Linked DNA regions of Mus musculus: region 2 is linked to region 1. A link is a loop called in an ENCODE intact Hi-C map of the cell type or tissue named here. Cell type or tissue: gastrocnemius. All regions are shown on one strand.

Region 1 (8,000 bases):
CAACCTGTTCACCTCTTGCACATTTAAAGAATTATACACAATCTTTCAAAATTGTCTTTCCTCACTAAGCGTTGCATCTGTAGATTTGTTTAGGTTGTGCCTGTATTTTTATTGTGGAGTATTATCTCATGGAGTGAAGAGTTTATAAATACTCACTGAAAGCACACCTTACTCCCAAGCTTTAACTCCTGAATAAAGCTCTGGTGAACATCTGTATACAGGCATTAGTACTAAATGTCCAGAACACTTCTCATTGATAAGATACACATTTTATTTAAGATCGTTCTCAGATTTTCCAGTATTGTGAGTTACATGTCCACAAGCAGTCTCTGCTTTGTGGCAATTCTAGAGTGTTTCACTTTCCTTACAGTAATTCTGCTATGTAGTAAACTTGAGTTGCTATCCCATGAATGCTAACTGGTGCTGAACATACCTTCTTTATATATATTCTTTAATTAAAGGCTAGTCTTTTTACCTTAGGGGGTGTGGGTGCACATTCTAATAGTGCTTTGACAAATACATTATTTGTAAATACATTCAATTCAGGATATTTTTCAAACATTTAACATGTTCTGCAAATGTTTGTAAAACAGATCAATTTATGGAGCTTTTTAAGAATCAAATCTAAGAATTTGTTTATCTCTAAACCCCAAGCTGTTATTGTTCTTTTAATTGTTCTATTGGTTCATACTTCGTTCATGTCTAAGCTCAACACCTATTTTAGTTGAACAGGGTGTAGGGTGTTTAACACACTTCTGTTCTTACTTTCCAATTTTCCCAGTACCATTTTTGTAGGACAAGATCATTTTCTCCAACTGCTTTTGTCCCTCACAAGTCAACTGGACATGTGTGCAGGTTCTGTAATCTTTCCAATCAACATGTGTCCACCCCTCCGTCATGATCATTCCCAAGACCATAATGTTGGTAAATCCAAGTTTTCAAATTGAGTGTTCTATTTAATTCCAATTGTTTCCCAAAAATTGTTCTGATTCCAGTTCCCTTGTCTTTTCACACAAGGATTATCTTTTCCCTACAAAGAATAATTCTGTGGGGATTATGCCAGGAATGGCCTGAATCTTGTACATGAGCCTAGGTCATCTAGCTGTACTTTGAATCGTCAATCCATAAACACAACATGCTCATCAGGGATGAGTCCTCTGATAAGTTATCCAATCCCAAGGGCTCTCTACCTCTCTCTGTATGTAAGTATGTGTGTACATAACAATAATTAAAAAGAACATCGTGAAATTGAGGGAGAGACTTAGAATTGCAGAGGGCAGAGATGAAAATTATGTAAATATGGCATGAAATTCTCAAAAAATTTATTAAGTTTTAAAGAGGGAAGCAAGAGTAGGAAAAATGCTGATGGGTTTTTATAAACACTTTACAAAAGTAAAGATAAAGATCCCCACTCCCCCACAACAAAAACAAAGCCATAGGCAAGAGGAGAAAAGAAAAAAAAAAAAAAAGGAAAGGGGGCTGGAGAAGATTCCATGGCATTTGCCACTCTTCCAGAGAACACAAGTTCTATTCCCAGTAGCCTCATCAGGTGGCTCACAATGCCCGTAAGTAGGAAGATCCAATGCCTCTGTGGGTACACATGGCATATTTATATCTTCTCTGCCTCTTTTTCATACACAAATTCTTATAAAAACTACTTTGAGGAGGAGATAAAGTTGGGAGGTGGCCATGATAAGAAAAGGGTCCAGAGGGACTAATAAGAATAGATATAATCAATAGAAGACAGTAAATCAAAGATTCAAAGGATATATATACATTATATAAATCTTACAAATTCAAGTTCATTAAACTAAGACTACACTTTTTAGAAAAACAATTGATGCTGAAACTGACAAAGGGTCTGTAGCAAACACACCTGTAAAATGTAGGGATGCAAATATAGTTCAAATTATCAAAGTATTGTAAAAAGCTGTAGACCTCTTCTGTCAAAAGAAACTGATATGCAGTGCAGCAACAACCAGCAGGAAGCTCCCTCATGACTAGAATCTGGAGGGAGGGATACTGTGGCAAGCTACCTAGAACCATACACAACAAAGTCCTTAAGTGGACTTTGGAAAATGAATAGTCTAACTGGGCAAAAACAATTATATTAGGTTAAGTCGATGTGATGACACATTTGTAATTTCAGCACTAAGGTTGATACAAATTCAACAACAGCCAGCCAGCCAGCTAACCAACCAACACACATTAATTTAGCACAAGTAAGATTCTGGAACCCTGACCCTTAGCAACAGGTCTGACTGCATTAATGCCTTACTGTAACAATATAAATTATATGTGCAAGTACTCTTGTAGCAGAGACGGTAAGAAGCGCCAGGTGACCATGTATGCACCTAAGAGGCTGAGGCAGAGTGATGGCTTCAGTCCATGAGTTCAAGACAAGTCTGGGCAACAGTGCGGCTAGACCAAAAATAAAGGCAATGCAAAACCAAATGGCACTTCAGAACCCACTGCTCTCTCTTGAATGTGTCCCAGGAAGAAAAAAAAGGATCCTAGATAGATGTGTGTCTTGTACACTCCTTTTCGTGAATTTTTAATAAGCTTATAAGTTGAAAAAACAAAACTGTAGTACCTATTTCCAGGCAGCTTTCAATCTAAAACAGAGCTTTCACAATACAGTTTATATATCTCGTATCTTTCTTCTTATCCTGAACATCTAACAAGGTCTCTACTCTTCCAGAGGACAAAGTGGAGGTTGTATCCCAACAAAAGAATTATTCCTGTAACTAAAATGCAATAAAGCAGGTTTCTATAAAACACTTAATAGAGGCAGTTTTTGCCCTATTACAAGTGACATGTGAAGTTTATGACAATTAGTAAGGTCAGTCATTACATAATTTTTCAAGCATCTGTTTTATTGAAATTGCTACAGCTCATACACTCTATTATAGCAATCTCATGTATAATTTTAAGCTTTTCTGTGTGATACTTCTTTAAATGAGATATAAGGAATAAAAATATTTGAACATTAAATGATTTCAAAAGTATTATGTAGTTTTATAAATTTAATTTTAAAAATATAACTTGTACCTTATCTCACTAAGCAACTTCTTCATTAAGCCCATGTTCTAAATCTCGCAATCAAGAAAGACAGGGATAGCCGGGCGGTGGTGGCGCCCTTTAATCCCAGCACTAAGGAGGCAGAGGCAGGCAGATTTCTGAGTTCGAGGTCAGCCTGTTCTACAAAGTGAGTTCCAGGACAGCCAGGGCTACACAGAAAAACCCTGTCTCAAAAAACCAAAAGAAAAAAAAAAGAGAGAGAGAGAGAGAGAGAGAGAGAGAGAGAGAGAGAGAGAGGAAGGAAGGAAGGAAGGAAGGAAGGAAGGAAGGAAGGAAGGAAGGAAGGAAGGAAGGAAGGAAGGAAGAAAAAGACAAGACAAGACACACAGACAGACTGGGATGCGGCTCAATTGCTGGTAGCCTTTCATAGCAGGCATAACCCCTGAGCTTGATGTCCAGCAACTTGTCTCCCATTGATAGATAACATAACAAGTCCTACCAAATTCTGTATCAGCCTTGGATATATACAACTATGCTGCCATCCTACTCAAAACTGCTAGCAATCGCAATTACACCCCAATAACGCACATTTAAAACATACCATGGATCAGAAAGAGAATGTAAAACAACACAAACCCTCAGTTACCCAAACCACAGTCATACAATACTACATGCTAGTTTTCCCATTTCTGGTTAAATAAAAACATTACCATCATGTAGTTACCAAGGAAAATAGGATTTTTCAAGAAAATTTCTTCCAAATAAATTACATTATAAAGTTATTTTAAACTGCTTCCTCTGGTGTTGGAAATATAGCTCAGTAGTGGGGCAGTGGCCTAGCATGTCCAAGGCCCTGCGTTTCATCTCTAGAAACACCAATACAAAACAGCCTTTTCTTTTGATAACAGAAGATCAAACCAGACTGCTACGCAGCGCATCTACTAGTTTCCTCTCTCACCGCTTCATGCTGTGTGTGTATCGGCACAGACGTCAGTAAAAACACAACTTTTTTCTAAATTAAAGTAGATTGTAAGATTTAAAAATTTTTAAATTTAGTAACAAATTTTTATTTGGCAGATGTGTACTCCTGAAAACAATATGGTTTAGAAATAGAAATTCCAAGCTGGATTTTATCACTTATTTGAATAAAAATGAGTATTTACCATATCTTTCAGTAACTGTTTAAGATCATAAAATTATTAGGAATTGCCAACTCCAAGAAAATGAAAAATCTTGGCAACTATATGTCGTGTAAAATATAGTTTCACTGAATAAGATCTAAGGTACAGAAAAAAAAAATGTGCTTACTATTGTAAAGTCAACAAGTGAATTTAATGAGTCCCAATGAAATGCAAAGAAACTATGTCTTGACCCCTAAAGCGGAGGGGGTGAGGGGTTTGCGGAGGGGAGACCGGGAAGGGGAATAACATCTGAAATGAAAACAAATAAAATGATTAATTATAATAAAAAAAACAACAAAAAACCTACATGCCCATACTTCATAAAAGATCAAATGTAAAATATATCTCTAGGTTCAGAAACTGGTATATTTAAGCAGCTGAGAATATATCACAGAGAAATAATCAGAAGGGTGTTCTGCTTGCACTATGAAACCCAAATAAAAATTACTTCATTCTAATTCATAGTTGAGGGATTAAATTGCTAAACAAGCCAAAAAAAAGTACAAATTACATAATTCAAATTTTAAACTAACTTCTCTACAATATACAATTACATGTAATTTTGAAAAAGACTAAAGAGAAATTGGCTAAAAGTCCATTCTTGTAAAGAAATACTTTTGGGTAAAATGGGAAGTTACATAATTTAAAAATACTAACAAGACTGGATATATATTTGTGTATACGTACATGTGGGTGTTTACATGTATGTAGCTGCAAATTCTAATAATTTTACTAAGCACCATTTTTATTAAGAATTTTTACTATTTAAAGACTAACCTCTACTTTGCCAGTGTTTGACAAATACAGAAGTGGATGCTCACAGTCATCCATTAGACGGAGCACAGGGTCCCCAATGAAGGAGCTAGAGAAAGGACCCAAGGAGCTGAAGGAGTTAGCAGCCCCATAGGAGGAGGAACAACATGAACTAACCAGTACCCCCAGAGCTCTCTGGGACTAAACTACCAACCAAAGAAACACATGGTGGAACCCATGGCTCTAGCTGCATATGTAGCAGAGGATGGCCTAGTCGGTCATCAGTGGGAGGAGAGGCCCTTGGTCCTGTGAAGGTTCTATGCCCCAGGGTAGGGGAATGCCAGGACCAGGAAGCAGGAGTGGGTGGGTTAGTGAGCAGGGGCAACGGGGAGAGGATAGGGCATTTTTGGAGGGAAAACCAGGAAAGGGGATAACATTTGAAATGTAAATAAAGAAAATATCTAACAAAAAAAGAAAAAAAGAAAAACTAACCTCTATATAGATCATCAAAGTTTATGCCCTTTGAGATAAAGATGTACTTTTAATCCCCAGAATTTGTCACAAGTAAACAGGTTACCATGGAGCTTTTTCTAGGTGGCAGATGCGTAGATAATAATAAAACACAAAACTATGTAATCATTGTAAGAAAATTAACTATGAAAACAAGATGCTGACTGTGGGGGAAAGAAACTACATGAGACAAGGAGGGAAAGGGTCTGTATCACCATCAGAGGAACTACTGAACACATTTAATATATACTTTCACCTTCAGACTCTATGGCAGTTACTCTTAGTCATCACTATAGTATTTTTATCCTTATCACTCAACATAGGAAGAACTTTTTGGCTACCAGACAAAAAGAAAGAGAAAATCAGAAGTATAGAAGCCGGAGAGACTAAGGTTTGCACATGCATGGGCAAAGGCACTGGGCTGATAATACATTGGAACCATGGTTGACCTTGAAGAACTCAAGTGGGAAGAGGGTAGAGCGTGAAAGAGGAAACATTTGGCTATTTCTTCACTAACAGTGTCAGAAGTCTCCACTGTGTGTGCATGGTGAATCTAAACCTTAAGCATGTAAATATAACTGTTATAAGAGATACCATAATTTTAAAACATTAACAACTGTTTTTATTAAGACTATTTTATTTTTAAATTTCAAAATATAAAAATAATAAACATGGATATTTAATAAACAACATAATTCAACTATAAATAATAGAAGTGTTGACAACCCACATAAACACATTCACTATAAACATTCTTTGCATACAAGAGTAGTTTTCTAGTTCAAGTTTTACCTTTTTCAGTTCAAGTTTTATCATCACTTTTAAAAATAAGCTGCTACAGCTTAACCAGTTACTTTTGCTCCTCTCAAAGAGCAGGGAACCCCCATGCCAACAACGCATTCATGAAATGGGATAATCATGGGCACAGGTGCTAACCACTGGAACAACCCAGTCTTCAGACAAGAAAAGACTCCTTTGGTGTTTTCAGATTCAATAACAGTTCATAGAAACTGAGTTAAAATAAATGACTTATTAAAGGAAATCTTGTGCCAGACAGTATGTTCTGAAGTATCATCACACTCAAAGCAGGTTTTGGATTCTGAGAATCAAAAGAAAGCATAGAGGAGGATGCTCTGCTGACGCTTCCCTGTGTCTCACCAACATCCACTAAGTGCTGGAATCAAATCTGGGGGCAGGACGACAAATACACAGGAATGGAAAACTAGTACAATGAGTACAATGTAATAACTCTTTTCTTTATAACTCAGCAAATATTCTGTAAATACCTGTACGAAATACTCTGCCTTCAGTTGAGGGAAGGACAGATGAGAGTTTAAAGCAAAGTAAAATTTCATAATTTTAGGACTAGAAAAGTTTTCCATTTCAAATATGAGGGGAAAACATGCTTGAGCATATCATTTTTAAATGCTACTCAAATTAATAGCCTCCCTCTTATCAAAATAAACTATTTTCTTTTGGGAGAAGCTGGGCACAAATAAGGATACAGTCATTCTGCATCATTTTCTTAAATTATTAGGTGTTCTCTAATGGGGTTGCGCTCTTACCCCAGCGCTAACAAATACCTCTTTATAATTCTGCTGCTAGCTAAAGTGTAAGCGATAGTAGATTAAAGCCTAGCAAAGACTAAACAACAGACTCAATGACACTGAAAGGTTTTATAGCACCAATGACTGTTTCCTAAGACACTTGAGGGGCCTGTATCACTTTAAAGTATTATCTTGTAAACAAGACCAAAAATATTTAGTTGATCTGTATTTTGAGCATAAATATTTATAAATTCTATTAAAAAAAACAAATATAGCATGACTAGAGCGACCAATATTGTAAAATCTAAGTATATTGAAAAATATAAAGATATATAAAAGGCTTCCATAATGCAATCATGCAGAGGTAAACTGCTCCATTCAATGACACAAAAATGATTTTGTACAGTTATGTACACGTAGCTCCATGACAAGTCTATTCAAGAAAAAATTTAAAAGAGAATCTCTAATTAGCTGATTTATAGGGACTTAAATATAACTGACCAACTGAATCTACCAACAATTAAAAAAAAAAAAGGGCAATGATCTTAAGGAGAAATCAACACGACCTTTGATTCCCAAGGGCATATTCTACGTTGGTTTGCTTTGTTTTTAATTCAAGAGCAAAGTAAAAAGCAATGGCAAGATTAGTTAAGGTGACAGTGTGTAGCATTCATCTATGAACAAATCAAAAGAGTCACTGGCAGGTATGGTCTCTTCAGACAATGTCCTTTGGCTCTAAATTAAGCAGCTATAACACTACTACTGTAAAGTCTTTTTTGAAAATAAAAAAGTATCAACTAGTCTGATTAAACATTTATGAATACTTCATGGCTCTCTGCCAATTTGTAAGAAAAAAAAAACACACACACACAAAAAGTGGGCATGTGGTGGGGCACAACCAAACAAAAATACCTTGTTGGCTATCCAAATTATTATTTAAATGATTAATTACCTAATATACATGCTTTTCCTTTAACCATGCATGTAT
Region 2 (8,000 bases), 46 kb after region 1:
ACCAATATTGCCCTTTCTATACTGTTTTTCTGAATAAAATTGACAGCACTGAATATTTAGTTTCCTTAAGCTTAAACTCTTCTTGCCTATATCCTCCTGTGGGAACATCTATCCAGTATTCTTCCTTAGAAATATAAAATGAATTATGGGAGCTGTGGCACAATGGAGCTGGGAGTATGGCTCAGACTGGACCACCAGCCACCATGCTGAGCAGGCAGCAGACCTGGATGCCTGTCCACTGCATAAACGGCCTGCAGCAGGAGCCACTACGATGTACAACTATGGGGTGGGGAGATGGGAGAGAAAGAGAAGCAGAATGGTTTGAGGAAGAGAGGCAGGCAGAACGGAAGACGCAAGCCTGGAGCACCTGATGTGAGTCCATGGTGAAGTCTTGACCCATGCTGCCACTGAGGGCCACGTCTTGGTCCGTGTTGATGGCTTGGGTTTATGTTGATGTCCAAAGGCTGTACAGAAAGGGCCCCAGCCTTTACATGTTACAGCTCCCGGAAGAGAGGAAAGCAGGCCCTGCACCTCACCCAGGCAGCAGAGTGGAGCTGACACTGATGGCAGGAGCACTGCTAAACTGGGAGAGTTGGCCATGCCATTCATCTGCTGGGCAGTGTCATGGGCAAAGGACAGATGCCCTTCATCTTCTCGTCTACCTTGCCACTGCAGCATGAGACTGGGAACACATTGGGTGAACTAGCAGAGCAGTGCTGGAGAACTCATCCTGGTGATGTGGATGTGGGAGAGCTGGCAGGATGACCAGTTCAGGTCACCCAGGTCCAGACCCAGGGCTCTGAGTTGGCCCACCGCAACATCGACCTCACTTATGAACTACTGGAATGCATAAAGAGGCCAGTCCTACATAACCAAACCAGCAGGATCTCCACGTCATAGAGTAGCAACAGGATATCTGAGAGGAATCCTCGTGAGGCTCCAGTATTATAGTATAACAGGAGCCAAGGCTCTCAAATCAGACCAATGACTCATTGCAATGCACATTCAGAAGTGAAGATGTGTGGACAAAAGAGTGTGCTGTGGAATACAATGTGACTTACTACTGCTTCCATGAAGAAATGGGCTTTTTTTGTTGTTGCTTTTTATTTTTTATTTTATTTTGGGGGGAGGTTGCAAGGGCAAGGGTAAATATGAAGAGATGGGGAAATGAGTGGGGTTGGGGTGCATGGTGTGAAATTCACACGAAAAAAATCAAGTTAAAAAAAACAAGTATTATGAGGGCAAAAGGGTCATTTATTAGCACTCCATAGTCTAAATGGAAAGGGTCTAAAATGCTTTCATTTTATGACTGCCCCATACTAAAATTTAACATATGAAGCCCCATGATAAACTTGATAAAAGCCCCATGGTCAGACTACCAGAAATGTATAGTTACATAATTACACTGTAGCTTTTTATGCATCTGTCATAATCTAGAGCGAGAAATTTGAAGCCTAACAAGGAGACTGATAAGAACATGTGGGGATGAAAGAGAAGACTGGAAGGAGACCTGGTACTCACCACTGAAGTGGGTGCCTAATCAACTAACAAAAAACAAGGTTATTAGGTGAAATGAATGTCTAAAGCATCACACAAAAATATACAGTCTATCTAAATGGTATTAAAAGGCACTCATATTTCTAAATAAGTGTACATTTATCTCTCTATAGGAAGCACTTCTTGCAACATTCACAAAGAGCTGAAATTATCATAATGCAAATGGCTATGTGATAAAATTTACATACAAAGATGTGATCTCTCTTCCTTCTCTCAATCATAACTAGAAATTAGTCTGACACTGGACTGGGTTTAGAAATATTATTACAGAGTAGCAGAATTCATTTTTGCCAATCCAAAAAAGCAAAGCAAGAGTGAGATTTTGATAAACACTTTGCACAAATATGGGATCTCCGTTGAAGCAAAGCCTACAAATGTGCCCCTGGCAACAGAGTAAGGAAACACACTGCTGATTTCTGACTCTTAGGCGCTGATAGCCCCAATCTACTGTAGACACTACTAAGCTGACTTGGTGTGGGAAGCCCTCCAGGAATAGTGTTCTTCAGATGCTACTGTAGGAGTTACCAGTAAAAGTAGGGAATAAGACTTTAAAAAAAAAAAAAATTGGGGTATCTCAGCTGTTAAAAGGGATACTATTCTTGCTACCAGAGTTCAGCACCCAGTGCCTACATCAGGCAGCTCACAACCTCCATTAACTCTAGCACCAAAGGAACTAATATAAACGCCTGTGGCTGACTGCTCGGGCACCTCTACTCACAAACACACTCACACTCACACACTCACTCACACACAAATGCATAACTAAAAAAAAAAATTTTTTTATAAGTGCGAAAGTGACCCAAAGAAAGATGTTTGTAAACTAACCAGTATGGGAGAGAAATTCAGAAAATAAATAAACATTACAAACAGCTATAATCTTAAGGGGCTACTTTTCCATTACAGGCAATGTGTCTCACGTATAGAAGAAAGTACAAAAGAAAGCTTCCTTTCCTGCTACTATGGATGATAATTATTAAATTACCTTAGGGAGAATGTAAAAGTCTACAGAAAAGAATACATTTGAAGAGATCCTGTGACACCTCAAAGAGGGTATAAATTTGAATTAAAATGTTCCTCATACCCTGCTACAACATGCTTTTCACATATATAGGAAGACATTCAGAATCGGACAGACTCCAACAGATAACATAACAAAACTTCAAATTCTAAGTAGTCCTAGATTTAGCAATCCACAATGGGCACTGCCACTTAAGTTGGACACTGATACGTAACTCCAGAGTCTCGATGTTTCTAGTCTCTCTAAAGACAGCAGAGGGAAAACTGCGGTGCAAGATAGTTTCAAATAGCATGATTAAGAATAAAAGACCTAGTTCTGCCTCCATAATATTTTGTCTAACAATCCTCCATCTCCTTTCATCAAAATCTGTACCTGTAACTGCTACACTGTTTCAAACTGATGGGAACTCTAGCCAAAGTTTGATACTAGTAAAAAACTTCTGCTGCCCTGGCTCAAATCTAAACTTTAGTTTTTAACATTTTAAAACTATTTAAAAAGTCTGTCTCCCCTAGAATTTAAAAGATGAGTCAATTACAAGCCCCTATTTCATTTTACTTAAAAAATGTATGTGTCAAATTTTAAGATCTCAAGAGTACACAAAGTCGCACACACAGCTTGAGGTTTAGACAAGTTCTCTATCCAAGCTTTAAGAATCTTCTCACCATTACTCTCATCAGTGGTTCTCAATCTTCCTAATGCAGTGTCCCTTTAATATACTTCCCTATGTTGTGATGAACCTAACCATTTAAAATTATTTTCTTGTTACCACTGGAAGGGTTTTTTACTGTTATGAATTGTAATGTAAATATTTTTAGAGATGGGAATTTGCCAAAGGGGTCATGACCCACAGGTTAATTTCCAATTTTAGGTGAACTAGTAAGATCACAAATAAAACATAAGAAACAAATAAGTTATCTAGGAAATATATAATTATCAGAGAATTTCATAAATATGATACTCATGACAAACTAAATAATCAAGTGAGCAAGATCATCATCCATTCTTAATGCTTTCCTCCTTTCTCTGTTTTTTTGTTTGTTTGTTTTTTTGTGTGTGTTTATTTCAATAGAGATCAACCCAAGGCTTTGTACATGATAAGCAAACATTCTACTTCTAAACTACACCCCATCCTGCTTTTGTGAAAATAAGAAAAGATTGTTAATACCTCTGGGTGGTAAATCCATGTCACCTGATGTTAGTCCTATCAAGTTGGGCCTTTGTGCATGGACTCTGTGTCTATACATAGGTCTGGAAGTGTTTGTTATGCTTGGGGCTTCAGGATTGTAGCCATCTGTATCGTATGTATCTGGTAACACAAAAACTGTAATTAAACAACAATTATAAAAAACCACTTGGTGACTTTTAAACATTGATAATAGAAAAAGCAAGCAATATAATTATTAATAAACAACATACAACTAATGTGTTTTAAGCATATAGTTCTATAAAAAACAAAGCAAAGCAAATAAACAAAAAACAAAGCCAATCGATGTCTTCCAAAACATCCTCGTCCTTGGGTGATTTAGTATTAATTCCTCCATTCCAGCTTTCACTGTGTCATTTTAGTGAGAATTGTTTTCCTGATTTTTAACTCACTAGGTATTTTTTAAAGCTTTGCTCTAAAACTGCATTATGAAATTCAGAGGAGGCCAAAACTGCACCTGCAGTAAAGAGAGAGGGTGGAGCAGGAGGAGGCTGGTGATGAATGCCAGTTGTTACTACAGTAGGGACAGAGCTGGTCGCAGAGTTAGGTGGCGCATCCATGCCAGACGGCTGCAAAGGAGGAAGTGGAGGAGGAGGTCCTGTCAAAACCAAAGAATAAGAAATATCATCTGAAAGCAAACAAACAAAATAAATTATTATACATTCAAACCTGATATTCTTTTATCAAGCTAAAATGTTTTCTACAAAGAACAACCTCTTAACAAGTAAGCTAGCTTTTTTATAGTAAATCTTCTTTTAAATGTATTACAAAACAGGTTTGATATGAACTAGGAAGGACTAAAGGCAGGGGCTATTATCAGGATGTATATAATTCACAGGCTCTTACAAAGCACAGTAACTAGTTTACCAAAGGCTGAAGTCATACATGATATTGCAAAAGGGGGTACACTTGGTTTCTACCAGGCATGTACCGGCCTTCTTTACAAACTGCATAAAAAGATGAGCATGAACAAAAAGACTTTAGGTGAACAAATAATGAATAGTGGGAAACAAATCTATCTTCTGACCTGTGACAGGTGGCAGACTGGGTGGTAATGGACCGGGAGGTGGCACAGGGGGTCTAAGATTCACAGGTGGCGGTGTAAGGATCGGAGGAGGTGGAGGCAGCCCGGGAGGAGGTGGTCCTTCAACAACAGGTGGCTGAGCTGGGAAAGGCAGCATGCCTGGCAGATTCACATCTTCTACAACTACTGGGTCGCTTCCATGATCAAAAGGACACATGTCTCCTCTCATACAGAACCCCTTTTCTGTAAGTAAATATCATTAGAAATAAATGCAAAAGACTCTGGAAATATAAACTATCTCTGAGCTAACAAATGATATCAAAAATAAGATTATATTTAGTATTGGGTAAAATTATAATTTACATTTTATAAGAACTCTCTTCATTCTCAATAATATAAGCTATTATCAACTAATATTCTTAACATACACAAAAAGAAAACTGAAATATGTATACTCAGTAAGTAAAATAACAAAATTCATAAAACTTTTGGCAAATATGCCTCATTATATAATACACCAATTACTAAACTATCTCATTTAATACTAAAAACCATACTGCAACTATGATTTCAGTATTAAACATATCTCTTATAGTAAATCCTTAAAGATCTTTGATTCTCTTTGAAAAATTCTTAACATGGGTCCTAAATATATTTCAATAATCACTGATTTCTAAAGAACGATTTAATCAAGAATATTTAAGTAAGCAGAGTCTTTGAAAAGTAACTTAGATGGTATTGACTCTTTTAGTCCAACAATATTATAAACACAATCTAAACTGTTAATAGCAGTGGAATTCAAAGTAATCTCTCCTTTCCAATATCATAGGTTAAACTCCTTATGAATAATTACACAATCTAAACAAATACTTTAGGATGGAACTAGTACAAAACATATGTATAAAATACATACATACAAAATAAATTAGGCAAAATTAGAAGAAACATACATCATAAAAACAGGTATGTGACTTACCATCATAATCTCTACACCGTTTCTTTGGCATTGGTGGCCTTACATAAGAGTTGTGATCCACCTGGTCTTCATGAAATTCAGACCAACTTTCGGTAGTGTTATTACCGTGATGAGTAGGAGCAATGACGGTAATGGTGCTGCTCAAAGTAGGTACAGGATAGTGGCCAGATGAAATATTAGATACTGAAGAAACTGGTGTATAATTATTTTCTAACGGATCTGTTCTATCCAGGTCATATTTAGGTTTCACCAGGTCCCTTTCTGCAATAAAATAGAAATAACTTGTAAAAATGTTTCTTAAAAGAAAAAAACAAAATCAAAACAAAACAAAAAAAAACAACAGTACAAACGTTGCACAAATATTCTCCTTTTAAAAGTTACTTCATAGCTCACTGATCAAAGTGCAGAAAGTAAGTGACTGTGAAGTGGTCGGTCTTTCTTGGGACAATTACATCACAGCCATGCTCCAAAAGATTCAAGAACATTGGAGGCAGAAAGGTTGTAGGAGTCAAAATTCAAGACTATTAAGAGCCAAAAATAAGGGATGCCTGATGAAAACTGTCCTCTGGACAGGATAAGTCCATTGCATTCATAAGACTTCTGGCCTACAAATCAAGTCAGTTACCGATATTGCAGCATAGAGAGAGAAGGAGTTGGGAGGAGACCCACCACTGCTGATTGCTACAGAAGCAGCAAGTGTTAGTTTACTTCAATAGTGTGGCCTATGTTATGTTGACTCTGCTACAGTGGATGGTGAGCTAGATTCGTGCACATATAACTTGGCTTATGTAGTGAATTCCAGGACAAACAGAGCTATATATAGTGAGACCATGTCTTGAAAATAAATAATAAAATCTTTAAAACAAAGCATTCACAGAATGCAAGAGGACCATGTCTTTAATCCCAGTACTCAGGCTAAAATGTGCAAATTTCTGGATGGTCGAGGATACCCTGGTGCATAGAGCCAGTTCTAGGACAACCACTGAGAACCTGTCTCCAAAAGAAAGAAAAAAAGACATTCTCAAAAATAATAAGAACTATAAAAGACAATAATACATCAAGCAGCACAGAAGGTTTCCCAGTAAAGACCTGCAACCACATCACAAGTGAGTAGACCACCAACCCCTGCTCCGCGTCCTGCTTCTGCTCCTCGTTCTGCTCCTATCTCTATCCCTGTCACGAAGCCTCTCTTTACTCCAGCTTCGACTTCGACTCCTGCTGTAACTGCGACTTCTCCCTCGCCTTCTGTTATACCGGTCTCTATATGAATCTCTTCGAGGAGGGTTTCGATCATAATCTCTTTTTCGAGAACGATCATCTTTTTTCCTCTCATCACGGCTTCTAAAAAATATATAACATTTATGTGAATAATGCTGAAGTAAATGTAAAAGCTCCAAGTATGTAAGTCATGTTACTATCATAATTAGAACAAAGGCAACTCCAAAACCCGAAACCTCTATGTTTACTTATACTTATTCTAAAAGCTTTTAAAAAGAAAATCGAACTTATCTCTTAATTCTTAAGTCTCATGTACAATATCTATACAACTATATATACCTACACATACATTTACACACATCTTATATTACAAATAGTCTATACACTCAACCACATTTGCATATATCACCTGTATCATACTCTGAACACTCTGAAAGCATAATGGGAAGAAAAATACTTCACTCACATTAAAGGGAAACTGCAAGCCCCCAACAACAACAAAAACAAAAACTCAAAAAACAAAGGCCTAACATTTGCCTTGTTGTTAACATATTTTTATTATTTTGTTATTATTTGAGACAGATCTTACTATATAGCCTAGACTGATCTGTAACTTGCTTTGTAGCCAAGGTTGGCCTTTAACCCAGAGACCCACTGCCTCTGCCTCCTGAGTGCTGGGATTTAAAAACGGTTGCCACCATACCCAGCCCTATTTTTATTATTATTACCATATTCTTGTTACTTGTTATCATATACTGGGTTTACTTATAAACATGTACATATATTTACTGTGCTCTAACTTACTGGAATTATATTACCCTTTTCTGATTTCAATATGGACATTCATCTCTCCCCTCCTCCCCAAACATTCCTTCTAGAGTCATTATTTGAATTGGTAACACTTTATATCTTTGTATATAAACGACATTCTCTATGATATAAAAATGTAACTTCATAAAAGTTATAAAAAAGAAAAGCCCAAAATAAAAATTTTCACTAAGAG

What was found. Peaks named below come from ENCODE experiments on the same cell type or tissue, not always from the same donor. Only the 100,000 strongest peaks of a DNase experiment are listed, where the experiment ranks them.
Region 2: a loop joins it to region 1, with 2.0 times the contacts of the local background. A loop is called at or near these places in 8 of 42 quality-filtered maps.

What each region holds. Positions count from the first base shown.
Region 1 is chr14:105,100,667-105,108,666 of GRCm38, forward strand. It overlaps a transcript of Rbm26 not described here. Among named protein-coding and RNA genes, the nearest start is that of Rbm26, 73 kb to the right of the region's middle. In gastrocnemius, no CTCF peak of the experiment used is centred here; no DNase peak of the experiment used is centred here.
Region 2 is chr14:105,146,513-105,154,512 of GRCm38, forward strand. It overlaps Rbm26 (RNA binding motif protein 26), which reads right to left. Exons shown (of 22, transcript NM_001368684.1): 5 at 6,903-7,120; 6 at 5,780-6,040; 7 at 4,807-5,046; 8 at 4,237-4,377; 9 at 3,741-3,881. Among named protein-coding and RNA genes, the nearest start is that of Rbm26, 27 kb to the right of the region's middle. In gastrocnemius, no CTCF peak of the experiment used is centred here; a DNase peak (open chromatin) is centred at 4,889.